Regions from separate parts of the Mus musculus genome. Here region 1 is linked to region 2. Evidence: chromatin loops called from intact Hi-C (ENCODE). Cell type or tissue: left cerebral cortex. All regions are shown on one strand. Links, peaks and the distances in the headings refer to the core of each region. The heading gives the core; the rest is flanking DNA.

Region 1 (8,458 bases), core at 1,655-5,654, 95 kb after region 2:
TCCCCTGGAAGAGCAGCCAGTGTTCTTAACCACTGAGCGGCCTCTCGCAGTGACTACAGAAACAGGCAGGCTCATCTGGAGACAGCAAAGACTCTGGGGCTTAGACCACGTTTACAGAACAGCCCAGGGAGAATGAGGGGCCATGAGCCGTGGGGAGGCAGCCAGACTATGTCTGAACCTATAGTGAGAATGTTGGTTTCTTTAAAAAACACAGAAATATTATAAGAATGTATTTTCATTTTAACCCCAGGTGTGGGGTCTGGTGCTGCTTCAGACCGTTCACAGCAGCTGACTGTGATTTGCCTCCTGCTCTAGCAGGGGTGGGATTCCACCAGTGGCAGATAGTTATTGCAATCGTGTGACATGTGGAATTCTGGGGACTTTTCAGATAGTATATAAATGCCAGGTCCCTGAGAGCCAGGGTGGGTTGTTGGTTGGCTGTGGTTTGTCAAGCAGTCATATGCAAGGAAATGAGAATTAGGACCCTGATGGTGAAGATCAAACTTACCCCAAGGAACTCAATGCCCTAATCTGCAGGAAGTAGTCTAACAAGAATGTCACTCCCTTCCCCCTCCATCATTTTTTTCTCTCTCCTATCTAGAGTTAGGGGTTTGAAAGGGTGGAAGAAAGAATAACCCACAAAGCCCCAAATGGAGCCGCCCCTAGTTGAGGTGCTCTGTGGCAGGGTCTGGCGACCATGGTTTGGTCACCGCCTATTCTGTCTGTCATGAGCTCAGAAGGGCATCTTACGTTTCTAGGGTGAAGAGAAGAATGAACTTGAACATAGCCAGTCCAGAGCCCGTGGGAACCCCCATGTTGCTTTATTTTGAGTGGGTGTGCCAAACTTGCACTCACGGCCTTAGAGTATGCTTGTCAGCTGGACAGTTCTGCCTTGGAATTGATTGGCCTGGAGAGACTACTGGGTGCTGCCGTGGTACCTGTGGAGGACACTGTTGACACTGAGGCAGTGTATCTCTAGGGTGGTGTTGGGCATCCTACAGATTCCAGGGGGTCCCATAAAGAACACCATGAAGAACCTTGTCCATCATCCCAGCACTCAGGAGGCTGAGGCAAGAGGGTGGAAGCCTGGGACAACAGAGAGGAGACGGGGGAGAGAGAAAGGGCTAGCTAGCATGCACATCAGGCTCCAACATCAGGGATACCATTGGGCCACTAGTAGCTCACAGTCCATGTGTGACTTTTTAAGTCTCTGGGTAAGTGTGGGGACGTTGTTATTTTTAGCTCTGGGGCGTTTCCAGTTTGTTGACTGAACTGTTATGTTCTCCCCACTTTGGAAGGGGAGGCGAACAAGACAAGGTTACTCGCTCCCCAGGGCCCAGAGAAGCCTAAACCACGGAGGATCCCATCCCAGAAAGAGGGTCAGTGTCCGTGGGATCTTGGGAGCAACTGCTCACATTCTAAGGGCTCCCAGCCTCCTGGTGAGGGTAAGGGTCCCTCGAATTCCCTCTCTAGAGCCTAAACCCTGTAGCACAGTCATGTGGCACCATGTCCCCACACGTCCTCACACGCAAGGGTACCTTTGATGTCCCCAGATGTGCACAGAATTACATAAGAATGTAAGCATAATTAAACCAGCCCTTGCCTTGCTACTAAAGGGGGGAGGGGGCAGGTCAAAGGGTTATCGTACAGGGCCAATTGTGCCAGCCCACCTCCCTCCCTCCTCCCTTTGCCCTACATTGCTTTTATTATCTGTAATCATGTTTATGTGTTGGAGGGGGGTGTGCACCAGTGTAGGTGCCAGAGATGTCCGATCCCCAGGAGCTGGGAACTGAATTCTGGTCCTGTACGAGCGCAGCACACTTGTGACTCTTAAGCCATCTCTCTCCCTCCTTTCTTCCTTCCCTCCCTCCCTCCCTTTCTCCTTCCTTTCTTCCTTCCTTCCTTCCTTCCTTCCTTCCTTCCTTCCTTCCTTCCTTCCTTCCTTCCTTCCCCTCTTTGTAAGATCTCCCTCTGTAGCCTGTGCTGGCTTCCCACTCATGCTCAGCCAACCCTGAGAGTTGGGAATGGCAGGCCAGGACCACAGGCAGTTCAACAATGAGCTCTTCTAGGGCACCTGTGCTCCTAAACTAACAAGACCCCGAACCTCTGGATCGTACTCAAGACAGACAGACAGACAGACAGTAAACAGGCACAATCAATCAGGGAACTACAGAGGTGTCACGGGCTCTACAGAAAGACAGGAGGGCTGCGGAAGCTGAAGTCTGAAGCAGAGTTCACAAGCCATGTCCTGGGTGGAACTGCCTTTGTAAAAGCAGGAGAGTGGGTGGGATGAGACAGCACGTGACGGCACACTCTATCCCCTAAAACTGGAACTCAAGGGGCTGAGGGGCTATTCAGTCTAGGGCTGCGCTCCCTAGAAGAAACACACACACACACACACTCTCTCCCTCCCTCGTCAGGATATGAGCCTAGGGACTAGAAGTAGTCACTGTCCCAGTGGCACCTCAAGCCTGGAACCTGACAGAAAAAGCACTTGGAAGTGTTTGCAGTTTGCTCACAGAGGGGCACCAGCCCTTCAGGGACACACAGCAAGCTCACACTAGTAGGTTTGGGCAAGGTAAAGTCCTCCGGTCAGTGTGCATACAGACAGCTACCGAAGAGTCACCCCCTTGGCATGGAGGGAGGGATGCAGTCTGGACCCTCTCTGAGCGCAGGGACAAGTAGCACATGGGAACCATGGTAGTCACTACCCTAGGCCAGAACCAGAGAGTGTGCTAAAGAGGCACACAGACTTAAGAAGTGGAAACCGGCTCGGTTTGGAGACACCAGGTCTTCCCTGACAGTGGAGAGAGAGCCCCACCCCCACCCCAGGACCCCACTTTCTGTCCTTAGTAGCAGACATCTGGTTCTATCACAGGCAGAGAGGCTCGCAAGTCTTGCTGGGCATCTCCAGCTCACAGGGGAACCCCTACCTCGAGCAGCTCCTCCTCCAGTGTCCTCACAGAGGGGCTGGAGGAGGGGAAGTGTCTGGCGACTAGAAATCTGATCCCTGGGAGAAGCCCACACAGAAACTAGAGCTTTCAGTGTCCTTGGCCAGGTCTGGCTGAGGAACCAGCAGAGGGCGGGGACACAGACCAGAAGCTCCTGTCTGTGGTGGGAGTGGGAGGTGGCTCCCGTTCCCACTACTCTTCTTTCAGGGGTGTATGCTTTAGAGGTTTTGGGGCCCACCTGACCCTCTTCCTTCCCCTCTGCTAGATGCCCATGTTGAGGCCGAAGCACCAGAGGGTCTCTTGTCAGCCTGGTGGAATAGTCAACACAGACAAGAAAGACAGCAGGCAGCAGAGTCCCATGTGCAGATGGAGATCAGAGAGGGCTTGATGCAAACAGACTCCTCTAGCAGGGCCAGGCGCTCACAGGCTCCTCCCCCCTCGTGGGGCTTCCAGAGCGCCCCCTAGGAGAAGGGGGTTCCCCAGGGCAGGCTGGGAATAGAAGCCTGGCTCCGCATCTCTGGCCTTCCACCTCCTCCCCCCTGGCTCGGTGGCCCAGGTGCACTAGTCCCCAGCTCCTTACACTCCCACAACTCCGGGGACTGTCTCCACGTCCAAGGATGTCCAACAGCACAGGAGATAGTGGGGTACACCCGTCCCCATGACTGGGAGTAAGCAAGCACATCAGACGGAAAAAAGCAACAGGGCGGCCCAAGCCAGCGGGGGGGGGGGGGGGGGAGATGCTGGGAAGCCAGCGGGAGGGCTGGTACCCACATATCCACATGCACGGCTGTGGCTCAGTGCAAAGGTGCCATGCCGCCAGCCACGGAATTAGTTCTTTTCCGCCTTCCAGATGATTTTTCATCTCTGTAATTAATGGGCAAGTCATATCTGAACGGCATGGCAGGCAAATTGCTAGTTAGGAAAATCACAGATAATTTTCTCGATATGATAATGAAGGTTGTATTCCGTCTCTTATTCTCCCTGTTTTCATCCTACTTTTAAGTAATAAATTTGGCATTAGTGGGCAGGGTGTGGGGAGGAAGGAAGTCACCTGTCCCCAAAGCTAGGACCTGTCTTAGCAGGCGTCCCCCAACACACACACCAAGGTCCCCAGTTCCTAACTGGGCAGATGAAGAAGAGGATGCCAGAGATGCTTGTGGGGACCCTCAAAGGAACACTCTGACATTCCATGATTGATGGGGTATTGCCAGGGTCTAGGGAGGGGGGAGAGCAGGGGTAGCCATCAGGCTGTGGGCCAGATAGAGTTGGGTCTGGGGTCGGATTAAAGACTCACGCCTGCCCTTGGGGTGCAGGAAAGAGAAGCAGGTACCAATGGCCTCTCTCTCAGCAGCACTGGAGGTCAACAGGCCCAGAACAGACATCCACCCTCAGGTGTCCTCCACACCTGTCCCTACACTGTCCAACTCTCTCCCCACGTTGACCCTCCCTACTCCACTGGAGGCATGAGGGTAAGCAGAGAGAGGGGGAGACAGACAGAGATAAAGAGGCTGCCAGCCATCTTGGCGGCCATCTTGAACCCCTCCCCCAACTCCCCCAAACGCACCACATGTTTGGATATGGGAAGACAGATCCGGCTCTGGGTCCCAGAGAGGCTGGGAAAGAAGGGGGCTCTCTGGTTCACATTGGGACAGGAGGGACATCCACAAAGATGCCAAAGCTGAGGAGAAGGCGGGGTGGGGAGATGAGGAAGGTACAGTAATAAGATGCTGGGCGAGGATAGGGCTGGAAGCTAACCTAGCCGAGAAGTGTACAGATTGGGATGGGTGAGCTTAGGGGCTGTTTGCCGGCGGGGTGCCATCTTCACATAGGTGCCTGGGGTGCACTGAAGTGATGCCATTTGAGGACATTTTCTGGCCACTGCATAAGTACACACTACCCTCCCACCACACACACACACACACACACACACACACACACACACACACACACACACACACACACGAACTGGACTTTCATCCCAGGACCCTCAAACGGGACGATGACAACTGAGCCACACAGCTCTATTTCAGGAACACCTGGAAGAGGAGAGAAAGCTCGTTCCGGTAGATCCAACCTGACAGCCTCCATCCGTGCTTAACAGGGTACCACTAACAGAAGATGTCTCACAACTGCACCAGGGTTGCCCAAAGCACCCCTCCGGGCTGAAACTCACTCGACACCCAGACATACCTCTCCCCATACCACCCCCAACCACCATTAGCGCCACTGCCTCCCAGAGAAAAACAAGCCATGTCGGGGGGGGGGGGGGGCTGGCCCAGCATCCTGCGGTGCCAGCCCCCCGACATGGCTTCTCTGGGGAGCCCGGGCCCGCGCGCTGCGCGCACACGCACCCTCTCCACTCACACCCAGACACCTACACAAACAGGGCGCCAAGCACCCGCGCGCACACGCACCGGGGACACGCAGGCACCGCCGCGCCGCTTCCCCACAAAGGCCGGCGCGCGCGCGGGCACACGCAGCCACGCGCGGGCACACTAGCGGTCCCCTCCCCCTGCAGGGCACCCTGCGGCCGCCCATCCGCACCCTCACCAAGCCCCCGGCGGGCGGGGGTAGGGTGCTCCCCGCCCCTCCCGCCGCGCACACCTGGCCCAGGTGCGGCGTGGCCTGAGGCTCCCGCACACTCACCTGTCCAGCGGCGCTTCGGGGTCGGCCGTGCGCGCTCCTCCGGCGGCTCCGCGAAGCCGGGCCCCCCGCCCGGCACATCTCCCGGAGCCCGGCCCAGGGGGAAGCGGGGAGGGGGTGGCTGAGCGAGGGAGGACTCCGTGTCCCTTCTTTCCTCCGGCCCAGCACCGCCGCCACCGACCAAAATTTAAAAGGGAAGGGGTGGGGGGGGGGAGTATAAAAAAAAAAAAAAAAAGGAAAGAAAAGGCGGATCGCGGCGCTCCGGAGGCGGCCCCGGCCCCGGGCGCGCGGGTCTGCGCCCCTCCCGGGGAGCGAGGCGTGGAGGCGGAGGGGCGGGGGCGGCGTCAGAGCTCGGGGGGCTGGGGCGAGGCGGAGCCCCCCGAGGCGGCGCCGGCTGCCCGCATCTCCCCCGCAGCTCCGCGGCCCCGACGGAGGCGGCACGTGTGTGCCCAGGCGACTTCCCAGCGCCCCCGGACGGCAGCGGGCGAAGGGTTAACGCGGCTGCCCGGGCGGCCGCGCAGGCCCCCGCCGCCCGGCGGCGCCGCTCCTGGGCCCGCGCGGCCCCATCCGCCGGGGCGTCTCCGGCAGACGGCGGGGCGGGGGCGTCGCAGCGCCGACTGCTCCCGCGCCGACCGCTCGCGCTGCCCGCAGGGGGCCGGAGCTACACAGCTGGAAGCAGGCGCGGCGGCGTTGCGCCCCCGGGGTGGCCGGAGCAGGGGGCGCGGGGCTGGGCCCGTGGGCACCGCAGGACTCGCGGAGCGAGCGGGCGCGGGGCACCAGCAATGACAAGCCGCCTGCTCTCGGCGCTGCCGGGCCCGCCGGCTCCGGGAGGGGGGCGGCGGACAAGCGCAAAACCTGGCCTGGACTACCCGCCGGGGACTAGTCTCCGCAGCCCTCCCGTGCGCCCCGAGGAAGGGCCCGGAAACCTGGCCTGGAGTTCCACTCGCCTCCCCCAAGGAAAAGTGGGCAGAGGGAGGCGACGCGCTAGATCCCCCTAGTTGGGCTGGGGGGGGGTGGGGTGCGACGGGCGGCAAGAAAAAACGGAACGGACTCTGCAGCCGTGCTGTGCAGAAAGGCGCCTAGCCGGTGAGGGGTAAATGGAGAGCTGTGCAAGGACTGCGCAAAACCTGGTCCGGATTTGGCAGAGAGGGTAGGGACGGGAGGGGCGCGGTGTGGGGGGGTAGGAGTGGGAGGGGAGGTAGCTGCGACAGGGCCAGATGCACTCGAGGCACGCAAATTTCGGTCCGGATTCTTCCAAGGGAGATGGAGTAATGCGTCAGGCCTGTGCGGTGGCAACAAAAAAGACCTGGACCAGAGCGTCTCCCACCCGGGATTGCAGGAGGGCCGGAGGGAGTGCTGCTTAGTGACTGACAAGAGCGTAGGCTGTCCCCCATCTTCCTAACAGCGACGTGGGGTGGGGAGGGACAAAATGAGGGCTGGACTGAGGTATGGAAGGATCCCGCGCGCTGGCTGCAACAGAGCCGGCAGGTAAAAGCAGTATCTGGATCCTGGGTGATGCGACAGGAAGGGGATGTGGTGTGGATCCCGCTACCCTGGGAGACCAGACCTACAATAAAAAAATAAATAAATAAATTAATTAAAAAAAAAAACGAGGGAGGGACGCAAAGCCAGGACTGGAGCGTAGGTAGGATGGGATGAGAACAGCCCCCCTCCCCCAAACAGAAGAGAGAGCCTTGGCAACCGGACAGGGTCCTGGAGCTGACCAGGCTGCAGGAGCGGAGGAGAGGTTAGTATCTATAAACGCCTCAAGCGTCTGGTTTTGGAGGGGGTGGGTAGGGAAGAAAAAAAAAATTGAATTTTAGGTTGATGGCGAGAGCAAAAGCCCGGTGCAGATTTCCACAACGTAAGAACTACACTGCAGGTGATGGACTCGGAGAAGTAGGGCAGCGGATCGGACTTAGATTCCTAGGCTTTGGACTTAGTGAGTGAAGCCAGAGGCTGGGTTCAGCCCCCCAGCTACAGATGAAGCCTAGGATTGCTTCTCTAGATGGGAAAGGGGGTCGACCTGGCCCAAATATCTGGAGCCAAAGCTACCACTGCCTAGACTTATAGTTTATTTGTTTTTTTGGTTTTTTTTTTTTTTTTTGGTGGGGGGAGGCTATAAAGCTGAACCCGGGGCCAAAACCAGGCACTTAAGCAATATAGACAACTCAGTGCGGGGGTTGGGGTGTGGGTTCAGGGGAGCGGAATCCAGAGAGGTAAGAACAGAGCTTGGAAGCTGCCGCGCTGAGAATCCGTTTTACGAAGGATGGGTGCAACTCTTAAGATTGATGGCTGAGGAGAAGCAAAAACTGGGCTTGGATCCTTGGGGAAGGGAATCCACCCAAAAGCAGCCTAAATACCGAATCCGGCAGCTTATTCAAGTTCAACGTCCAGCTGAATGTTAGCACTGCCTTAGGAGTGCAGATAAACCCTGATGTGGATTTTTCAGAGAATGTGATGTGCTGAGGTTAGAGCAGGAGGTGTGGGGTGGGGTGGGGGATGGGGTGGGTTAAAAGTCCATCTCAGTGTGCATGGAAGGTGCTGTTCTGCCTGCTGAGTGGGTTAAAGTCAGGAAAAGGTTTGAGAGTGGAAGAACTTGGGTGGGTCTTGAATAGGAACAAAGATTATCCACAAAAGCCTTAATGTATAGGCCATTAACCTGTTCCCAAAAAACCCTTCTATGTAGCTCCTCCTGGTGGGAGATTGGGCGGGGAGGCACCGTTGCGTGGACAGGGAAAAGGGGCCACTACCAAAAATTTCATTCCTACTTCTTTAAAAGACACACTTCTCTTCCAGGATTAAGGGTCCTTGGTTCTTCAAAACCAAACTTCAGGGAGGAGTACTTATGTGAGGTGCTACCC
Region 2 (8,458 bases), core at 1,759-5,758:
GCCTGCTTCTGCCTCTCAATTCTTCACAGCCCTTGGTGCACTAGTAAAATGTATTCCTAATTAGCTAGACTCGTATACTGTATCTCTGGGCCCTGAGTTCAGTTTTTGGCCTTTGTGGGCTGCACAGCCTGTCCTCCTGTTCCTGGGACCTCGGCCTTTGTGCAGGGTCACCTGTAGAGCAAGTAGCTTTGAAAGTCATCCGCCTTCCTGAGCAGGTAACGGAGCTGGTCAGTGATGGGGCTGAACATAGAGTCCAGCGGGAGGCGAGCAGGGGCCGGCCCGAGCTCCGCTGCCAGTGGCTCCCGGGAGGACGTGGAGGCTGGAGCTTCCATCATGGGCTGTGCCCGCTGGGGCTCCTGCTCCGCTGAAGTCTCGGGTCTCCCGGCGGGCGACCACGAAGGGTCTCCATAGGGCGGCGGCCCGGGTCCCAGTTCCTCCGAAGGCGGTGCTTCTCCGGGGCCTAGGGCCAGCGACCCCGTGAACCAGGGTTCGGCAGCCATCCGCGTCCACAGTAGGCTCCTCCAGCTCCTGCGGCGTCCCGGGAGCGCACACACCTGGGGCCGACCGGCTTGGGCAGTGAGCGCAGCCGCACTCAGCCCGGCCTCGACGTCTCTGCCGGCGCCGCCCCGCGGGGCTTTCGCCTCTTTTGAATTTCAGCACGCGGAGGGCGCGCAGCCTGGGCCTGCACTGCGCACGGAGCTCGGCGGGCACCTGGCGCGCGGGGTGCTGCCAAGGGCGGAGCCCCAGACCTGCCTCGTGTTTGCGGTGCGCAGCTAGGCGCCTTTTCTCTTCCCAGGCAATTGACTGGACTGGATGGGGGTTGTGACGGTTACCCAGAGGCCTAGGCTACACCCCAGCAGGTGACCCCAAGATCTCTTAACTGATGGAGCTGGGATCTGCTTTTGACCTTCCTAAGGCCTAGTGATACAGCGGTTACTTATACAATAAAAATCCTCAGATGGGTGATCTTATCCCATCGTCTTTTTAGTTCCAGTATGCCCGCACTGGTCCCAGAACACTTGTAGGTTGGATTCCTTGCTACGTGCAAAGACTGACTGGTATTTAAGTACAGGCTAGGAAGCCAAATATATTACAAGGCTGGAAGTACGCAGCAACAGGTGTCACACTGTCCTGTGTGACCCTCAATTTGACTTTGTCAAGCCAGCTGCCCTGTCTATAAAATGAGTTTTATGACGTCTGCTTCACCAAACTACAGAGGTGACAACAAAACGCTCAGCAAGTGTGCAGTTAACTGTTAGTCACTCAACAAACACTTGAGCAGGTGGTTCTGGAATGAGATGGCAGAAGACAAAGGAACTATTCCAGTCCTAGACTGATTTTGTCATTGTTGAGACAGGACTGAGTGCCTGTAGCCCAAGCTGCCTTTTAACTATGTAGGTAAGTCTAGTCTCGAACTCCTGATCCGACTTCCCTCTCTGAAGTGTGAAGATAACAGGTGTGCCACCAAGCCCAGCCACAAAAACCGTCTCTTTTTGTGGTGGTGGAGATAGAACCGAGACGTTCTATCTGTATACTTGGTGAGCCCATTGAGTAGTGGGCTGAGGGAAGCCGTAGCTATTCTGCCTCACCACATTACTGTCTTAATGTTAAACTCTTCAAGGAGGCTTTTAGCACCTTCTTCCTCCATACAGAAAATGAACTTTTTTTTTTAAAGTTTTATTTAAAAAACCTTCGGTGCAATATTAAAAAGCAATACAGCCAGGTGGTACAATAGTAGACAGACAGAAAGGGAAGGACAAGAGGACCCAAGGTCCCTTACCTCACCTGTTCCCCAGAGGCTGGGGGTCAAGGGGGAGGACACGGGGGTGGTGGGACGAGGAAAAAACCACCACCAGGATGAATAGGCAGAACAAAACACATATAAGATACATCTGGCTGAACTGAAGAGGGGTTTGGGGCCACAGGAAGCTCCCGTTTTTTTGTTTTTCAAAAATGTCCTGGTCTGGGGAGAAAGGGTGACCCCAGGTAAATGAGCCAACCAAGTCCTCCAACCCCATACTCCACTGCTGTGGAGAGGGGTGAACTAAGGTCAGGGGTGTGAGAAAAGGGGGAGAATGGAGAAGGGCACCCCCTCCCTGGAGTCTGTTAGGAAGGTTGAGTGTACCCATGCCCAGCTCCTGGACTATGGAGCCGCCCTGGGTGCAGTCTGGACTGGTTGGGGTGGGGACATGGCTGGGTGCTCAGCCTAGAAGGCCATCAGGATCATCATCCTCAAAGTGGCCTTGCTGAAGCACCTTGATGTGGTGCTCGTAGATCTTCAGGGCTGGGCCCAGGCGAATGGATAGGCCAGTGAGCACATCTGTCCGTTGCATGAGCAACAAAGACTTGCCATCAATTTCCTGGGCAGGACAGAAACGGGCAGGGTCAGTGAACACCCGTGAGGCCCTCTGTGCGTACACACACCTGTAGGCCCAGGCTGGGAACTCACCTGCTCTTGAAAAGCAGTGGCCTGCTCTGGGAAGCCCGCCTCAGTGAAGTATTCCACCACATCCATGACTGTCCACTCCACTGGGTCTGTCGGCTTCTCCTTGCGCCCGGGACTGCATCAGAATGGAGAGCAACAGTGACCTTGACACAGCTCTGATTGCCTAACACCCAGGTGCTAACCCCCAACGCTCCCAATGCCTCAACTTACGGACAGCCAAAAGGTGTCCCATCAGCCCCAGGTAGAGCTGGTTTTCCTGGAGGCAAAGGCACCGGAGATGGAGAATCTGGAGCTGCTCCAACACAAGCTGGGAAAGGAAAAGCAGAGGGCAGTCAGGCTAGGGATCACAGCTCCCTGCTCAGCACTGCCCCAATCCAGAGGGGGCCTTACCTGATCCCCCTTCTTTATTCACAGCTGTCATCGGGAACACCTGCCGTGTGCAGCTGCCAGGTGCTGGTCCCCGTCCTTCATCCTGGCCCTGGTAGGGTCCACAGGGCGACCACTCCTTGACCCTCTCCTTAGCACTCTGAGGGCCCCGCTCTCCATTAATCTGATGGTGCTGAGCACCTGCGGGGCGGTCACTCTCGGGCACTTCTGAGCCCTCAGATACATTGTCCTCCTCCTCCTCCTCCTCGTCTTCATCCTCATCTTCCTCTTCTTTCTCAAACACCCGTTCTTCTCCACCTCTCTGGGGCCAGAGAAAGAAGCAGGCAGAGTTAGAGCTCTTCTAGTCCCAGATGAAATCCAGTGTCCGACGCCACCTTTGACAACAACACGGAGTAACTTTTACGCTGTGCTGTCGTTTCCGTGCCAGGTTCTGGGTTAATAAAGCCCTCAATAGCCAAGTCTTACTAAACTCGTTCAACTACCCCCAGGGGTCGCTACTGTCAGCAATCCACGTTTACAGCCGAGGAAACTGAGGCTCCCGCAGATCAGATCACTGACCAAGACCACCGCGTTCGGAGTCCACGGGGACCGTGGGCGAATCCCGGCCACCTGACGTCCCGCTCCCTCCCGGGACTCTGGTCCCCGCCAACTTCGCCCGCACCTGCCCGGTGCGCTCACCTTGCTCCGCGCCGCGCGTGCGCTAGCGGCCGGCGGCGCCCGTCCCGGCCTGTCTCCGCGGGGTAGCGCGAGCGCTCCCAGGCGGGTGCGCTCCAGACGGCCTCGCGCCGCTTCCTCTTCCAGCAGCCCCTGCACGCGGCCGCGAGTGAGGCGGCCGCTGGCGCCGCCACTGCCCCCGAGGTAGCGCACGACTTCCCGCAGGCTCACGGGCCGCGCCGGGCCGCCCGCCCGCGCCGCGCCCCCCTCCGGCGGCGGCTGTGGCTGCGGCGGTGGCGGCTGCTGCTGCTGTGGCGGCGCCGGCGGCTCCCGGGCGGCGACGGCGGGCGGCGGTGCACGGCGCGGGCCGGCTGGGGGCGCCGCGGCCGGGGGCGCGGCGGGCGCTGGTGGCGGCGCGGCCAGGGGCGCGGCCCGCTGCGCCCGGGGACCCGGCTGCGCGGGGCCGGGAGAAGGGGGCGCTGTGGCGGCGGCCGCGCGGGGCGCCCGGGTCGGGGCGGCGACGGGCGCGGGCGGCGGGGCGGGCGTGGGCGGCGGCGCGGCGGGGCCCCCGCGGGGGACGCGCGGCGGGGCGGGTGGGGTGGCTCCGCGGCGGGGCGGCTGGACGCGCGCCGCGTTGCGGTACGAGATGCTCCCCTTGTAGCTGACCCGGAGCACGGCGCGCTGCTGGATCAGTTTCTCGAGCTCCGCGCGCGTGCGCTCCGGCTCCGGGCCGTGCCGCCGCCGCACCATCCGGCAGATGCGCTCCAGGTCCGGCCGCGCCTTGCGCGAGCGCAGCGAGTCGATGGTGTCCAGAATCCACTCTTGGTAGTGCGGGGAAGCGGCGGACGACGAGGCGGCGGCCGCCGTGGTGGCGGCCGCCGCCGTCTCCGGCGGGGGTAGGGCCGGGGGCCCCGCCATGCCTCCCGCCCGGCCCGGCTGCACGGTGCGCGCTGCCTCCCTCCCAGCGCGGCGCCCCCTCCCCGCTCCCCTCCCTCCGCCGCTGCCCGCCTCCTCCGCCTCCCCCCGGGGGGCGCAGCGCCTCGGCGGAGCGGCGGCGGCGCTGCTGTTTCTTCGCAAAAAAAAAAAAAAAAAAAAAAAAAAAAAAGCGAGAGAGAGGAGAGCGCGCGAGAGAGACAGAAAAAAAAATAGTGAGAGAGAAAGAAAAGAGGAAAAAAATATGCACACACTCACTCACTCGCACGCACGCACACAACAGCCCCGCTTCTGCTGGGCGCGCGCGGGGCCGGGGATGCGAGGAGGGAGGAGGGGAGCGCGGCGCGGCCGGCCCCTCCCCGCCGCCGCCGCACGCGCGCCCTGCGCCCGGGACACTCCGGCCCCCCTTCCTGCTCGCCCTCCCCCGCTGCCCGCCTTCCTCGCTCCCTCCCACCCCCACGCGCCCGCTTTTAAGGTGGAGCCCGGGCCCCCGCCCGCCCCGTGTACCCGTCGCTCTAGCTCACTCCGGCTCGCTCCGGCCCCCCCTTACAACTCCCGCGCGCTTTTTAAGGAGGCGCCGCGGAGTTGGCGCCGGAGCGGGGGCGGGGAGCGCGGCGGGCGGGGGAGGGGGAGGGGAGCCCAGGGGGGAGGGGACAGGGGCGGGCGGGGCGCGCGGGCGGCGTTCGGCCGCCCTCCAGCCATTGGGCGCGGGACCCAGACGTCCTCGGCGCCCAGCCCCCTCTCCACGCCTCTCCGCGCTCAGCGCTCTCGGGACCGCACTTACCGGGAACTAGCCGCGCCGCGGCCGGACGCGCCTCGCTCCTGGGAAGCCGCGGAGACCTCACCAGCGGCCCTGCCGCGCCTACATGAGGGCTTGGGGGCGCGCGGGGCTCCCCTTTTCTCCTACCCTGCTAATCCTGCTGCTGTTTGGCCGAACCGGTCCGAGTGGCCCTCTCCAGTGCCCTCTCTGTCCCGGACTAGACCGAAGTAGGGGTGGGAGCAGATTTGAGGGCCCCGAACTCAGGGTCAAAGGACAGTTTGCCCACCCCACCCCTCCTTTCTCTGGCCAGGCGGAGGAAGTACAGGAATTCCAGCCAAACCTGGTTTCTCCAAGGTCCCGAGGCCGGGGTCTCCAGAACCTGGACATTGAGGTTCGAAATTCCCTTTCCAACACCCCAAGGGTGTGATCGAAGTCGGGAAAACCAGCGACACTTTTATTTTAAAACAAAACTTTATTGGTAATAGTTTTCAAATATGTTTACAACAGCACACTGTTCAAGAGGAAGTCTCATCCTTCGAAGCACACAGGTTGAACGACCCCCTCGTCCACCCGGGGCCCCCACCCAGGCCTGAGAGCTCCTCCTTTTTGGGAGAAGTTACGAGAGGGATAAACACAGGGATAAATGGGGTAATTTCCCCAGCAGCTCCCCACCTTTCTATTGAGAGAAAAAGCACAATCAGACTTGGGGTTGCAGTGAGTGGGGACGCACGGCAAGAGGTGATGGACAGCTGACAGCTAAGCTAGAAGCGAGGCGCCCAGGATGGGGGAGGCTTCTTAAGGGGGCTGATGCACAGGACAATTGGCATGAGACCACTGGAAAGGGGGGCCGGGAGGCTAGCAGCTCAGGGCGAGATTCCAAGCCCAGTTCCTTCCTTGACAGGGTCAGTTGGCTACCCGGGTCTCATCAGAATGGATTTAGGGAGTGAGGAGGGTGTTTGGGGAGGGTGGGACAGTTTGGAGGGTGGGAGGCACTGGTGGAACTTAATTTAAATGAAAAAAAAAAAAAACCCCACTGGCAAGCAGCCCTCTGTACAGGTCATAAAATCTCCCTTTCCAGGTAGGGCTGCATGGAAGGGAAGGTTGGCGTTACTGTTCGTTCATCCTTAGTATCCAGTGCTAGGGTCGGGAAGGAGGCTGAATTTGGGGCCCTCTTTCCGTACCCTGCCCCTGGATACACCAGCAAGATTGGGTATGGCTGGAGCTAAGAAATTCATTGAAAACAGGCAGGGAAGGGTGGAGAAGAAGGGAGAGGGGGAGCAGCTGATGTTGCCCCTTCCCCAGTATCTGGAGCGCTTTCCTGCTCTCCTTAACCCTGGGGGTGTGGAGTGGATGTTAAATTAGATGCATGGAACTCTAGGGCCCTCTGGCTGTTCGATCCAACCCTCCCACCCCCAACCGGAAAAAAAATAGAAAGAAAAAGAAAAAATGAAAGAGAACCCAAGGGGCACAAGCACACCCCTAAAACTCAGTAAACTCCTTGCCACACTTCTCATTGATGGAGACCCGGATCTCTTCCTCCTCATAGTCGTCAAAGTTACTCGTGTCCCCAGGGCCTTTAAACTTTGGTATGAAGGGAGCTTCCACCTGGATAGGAATCAAAACCACCCAGATCACATTAGCTGACCTTACCATCACAACAATAAAGGTGAATGGCTTAATATTCAAACAACACTTGCTGTGACCCAGGCCTGAGCTCAACATTAAGGTCTTCTCTGCAACCCAACTTATCAAATGGAAGTCACTTCCCAGAGGATATTTCCTGCCTAAGACCACAAAGTGGCCAGAAAAACCCAGTATCCACCATGTATAGTCCCTTACTGGCTTGAGGAAGCCTTCTGTTTAGTCTGGAACTTAATGGGCTGTCTATGCTATCCTAGCCGTAAGTCCAACTTTGGGTATGGGAAAAAGAAGCCCACCTTTCTCTGATAGATGGCAATCCAGTCAGTCGTGGCAAACCACTTGTGGTTCTTGATGTCATTGACCCCGTTCTTGAGGTTCCCAAAGCGCTTGGTGAGATCCACCTGCAGAAGGTTCCGCAGCAGGTCCTTCAAGTCAGAGCTGAAGTGGGATGGGAACCGCACCTGGAAGGGGTGTAGATACGAGTGGGGCGCTGCTCATAGGCTTTGGGGGTCCAGAATGCCACCTTCTCCATTTTTGACACAATTCCCACCCCCTCCTCTGATACCGCAGACAAGGTTTCTCTGTGTAGCCCTGGCTGTCCTGAAACTCTCTGTAGACCAGGCTGCCTTCAAACTCAGAGATCCACCTATCCTTCCAAGTACTGGGATTAAACGTGTACACCACCGTACTGGGTGAGAAAGGATCTTAATGTGTAGCTCAAACTGGCCTTAACCACACAATCCTGTCTCCTAGCCTCCTGAGTGCTAGTGTAGAGTATGTACCACTGTACCTGGCAGACTAGGACCTGTTCTATCCAATAGGCCTACAGGGAGAATCTGTTAAGAAGGCTTGTGGGGCTGGGCAGTGGTGGCCCATGCCTTTAATCCCAGCACTTGGGAGTCCAAGGCATGTGTATCTCTGTGAGTTTGTGGCCAGTCTAGTTTACAGAGGGAGTTCCAGGACAGCCAGGGCCAAACAAACAAACCCTGTCTCCGAAAAGAAAAAAAAAAAAAAAAGAGGAAGAAGTAGAAGAAGAAAAAAAAACCAAGGGGGGGGGGGGAAACACTCAAAAAACAACAAAACAATGGCTTGTTAGAGTGCGGTGGCACTCACAGATAATCTCAACATCAGCATCCAGTCAGGCAAGTGGATCTCTGTGATGTGAGTTTAAGGCCAGCTTGATCTATACGGCAAGACCAGCCAAGGCTACATAAGAATACCTGTCTCAAAAAACCCAAAAACTCATTGCTGCACTAACAGATGGCTTTGTTCTTGCAAAGGTCCTGGTTTGTTCCCAGGACCTCCATTGGCCTATAACCACCTGTAACTCCATTCTTAGGGGATCTAATGCCTTTGGCCTCCAAGGTTACTGTATGCATGTGTACACATGCACATACAGACACACAAATTAAAGTAGATAAAATATAAACAGAGATGGCTTGTTGGAGCTAGCACTACAGCGCTGGGGCAGGTCGGAGCCCAACATACACAGGGCTCTGCCTTTAGGCCCAGTGGCCATGCAAACAAAAAAAAAAAACATGTTGAATGCCCTCCTTAGTTTGCTGGCTCGGGAATTCTGGGTAAGGTCGCAGGGAACAGAACTGTAGGAGGTTCCATTCTTAGGTCTGCAGACTTGT

Evidence for each region. Hi-C counts contacts between places; a loop is a spot of excess contacts. Peaks named below come from ENCODE experiments on the same cell type or tissue, not always from the same donor. Only the 100,000 strongest peaks of a DNase experiment are listed, where the experiment ranks them.
Region 1: it touches region 2 in a loop (2.5-fold over the local background); 5 of 42 quality-filtered maps call a loop at or near these places.

The regions. Positions count from the first base shown.
Region 1 is chr8:83,898,064-83,906,521 of GRCm38, reverse strand. Adgrl1 (adhesion G protein-coupled receptor L1) reads right to left here and starts at 6,424. Exons shown (of 23, transcript NM_181039.2): 1 at 5,598-6,424. It overlaps Gm26721 (predicted gene, 26721), which reads left to right and starts at 6,795. Exons shown (of 4, transcript NR_166528.1): 1 at 6,795-7,341. In left cerebral cortex, for the core only: a CTCF peak has its summit at 3,370; DNase peaks (open chromatin) are centred at 3,045, 3,372, 4,576 and 5,366; H3K4me3 peaks cover 3,597 bases; H3K27ac peaks cover 1,307 bases.
Region 2 is chr8:83,993,619-84,002,076 of GRCm38, reverse strand. It overlaps Prkaca (protein kinase, cAMP dependent, catalytic, alpha), which reads right to left. Exons shown (of 10, transcript NM_008854.5): 9 at 7,118-7,282; 10 at 5,633-6,785. The coding sequence ends at 6,660. It overlaps Samd1 (sterile alpha motif domain containing 1), which reads right to left and starts at 4,561. Exons shown (of 5, transcript NM_001081415.2): 1 at 3,512-4,561; 2 at 2,837-3,134; 3 at 2,657-2,753; 4 at 2,450-2,561; 5 at 1,662-2,360. The coding sequence starts at 4,405. The coding sequence ends at 2,202. 1700067K01Rik (RIKEN cDNA 1700067K01 gene) reads right to left here and starts at 614. Exons shown (of 6, transcript NM_183097.3): 1 at 172-614. The coding sequence starts at 500. In left cerebral cortex, for the core only: a CTCF peak has its summit at 3,339 (motif pointing right); DNase peaks (open chromatin) are centred at 3,633, 4,230, 4,888, 5,170 and 2 more places; H3K4me3 peaks cover 2,396 bases; H3K27ac peaks cover 1,215 bases.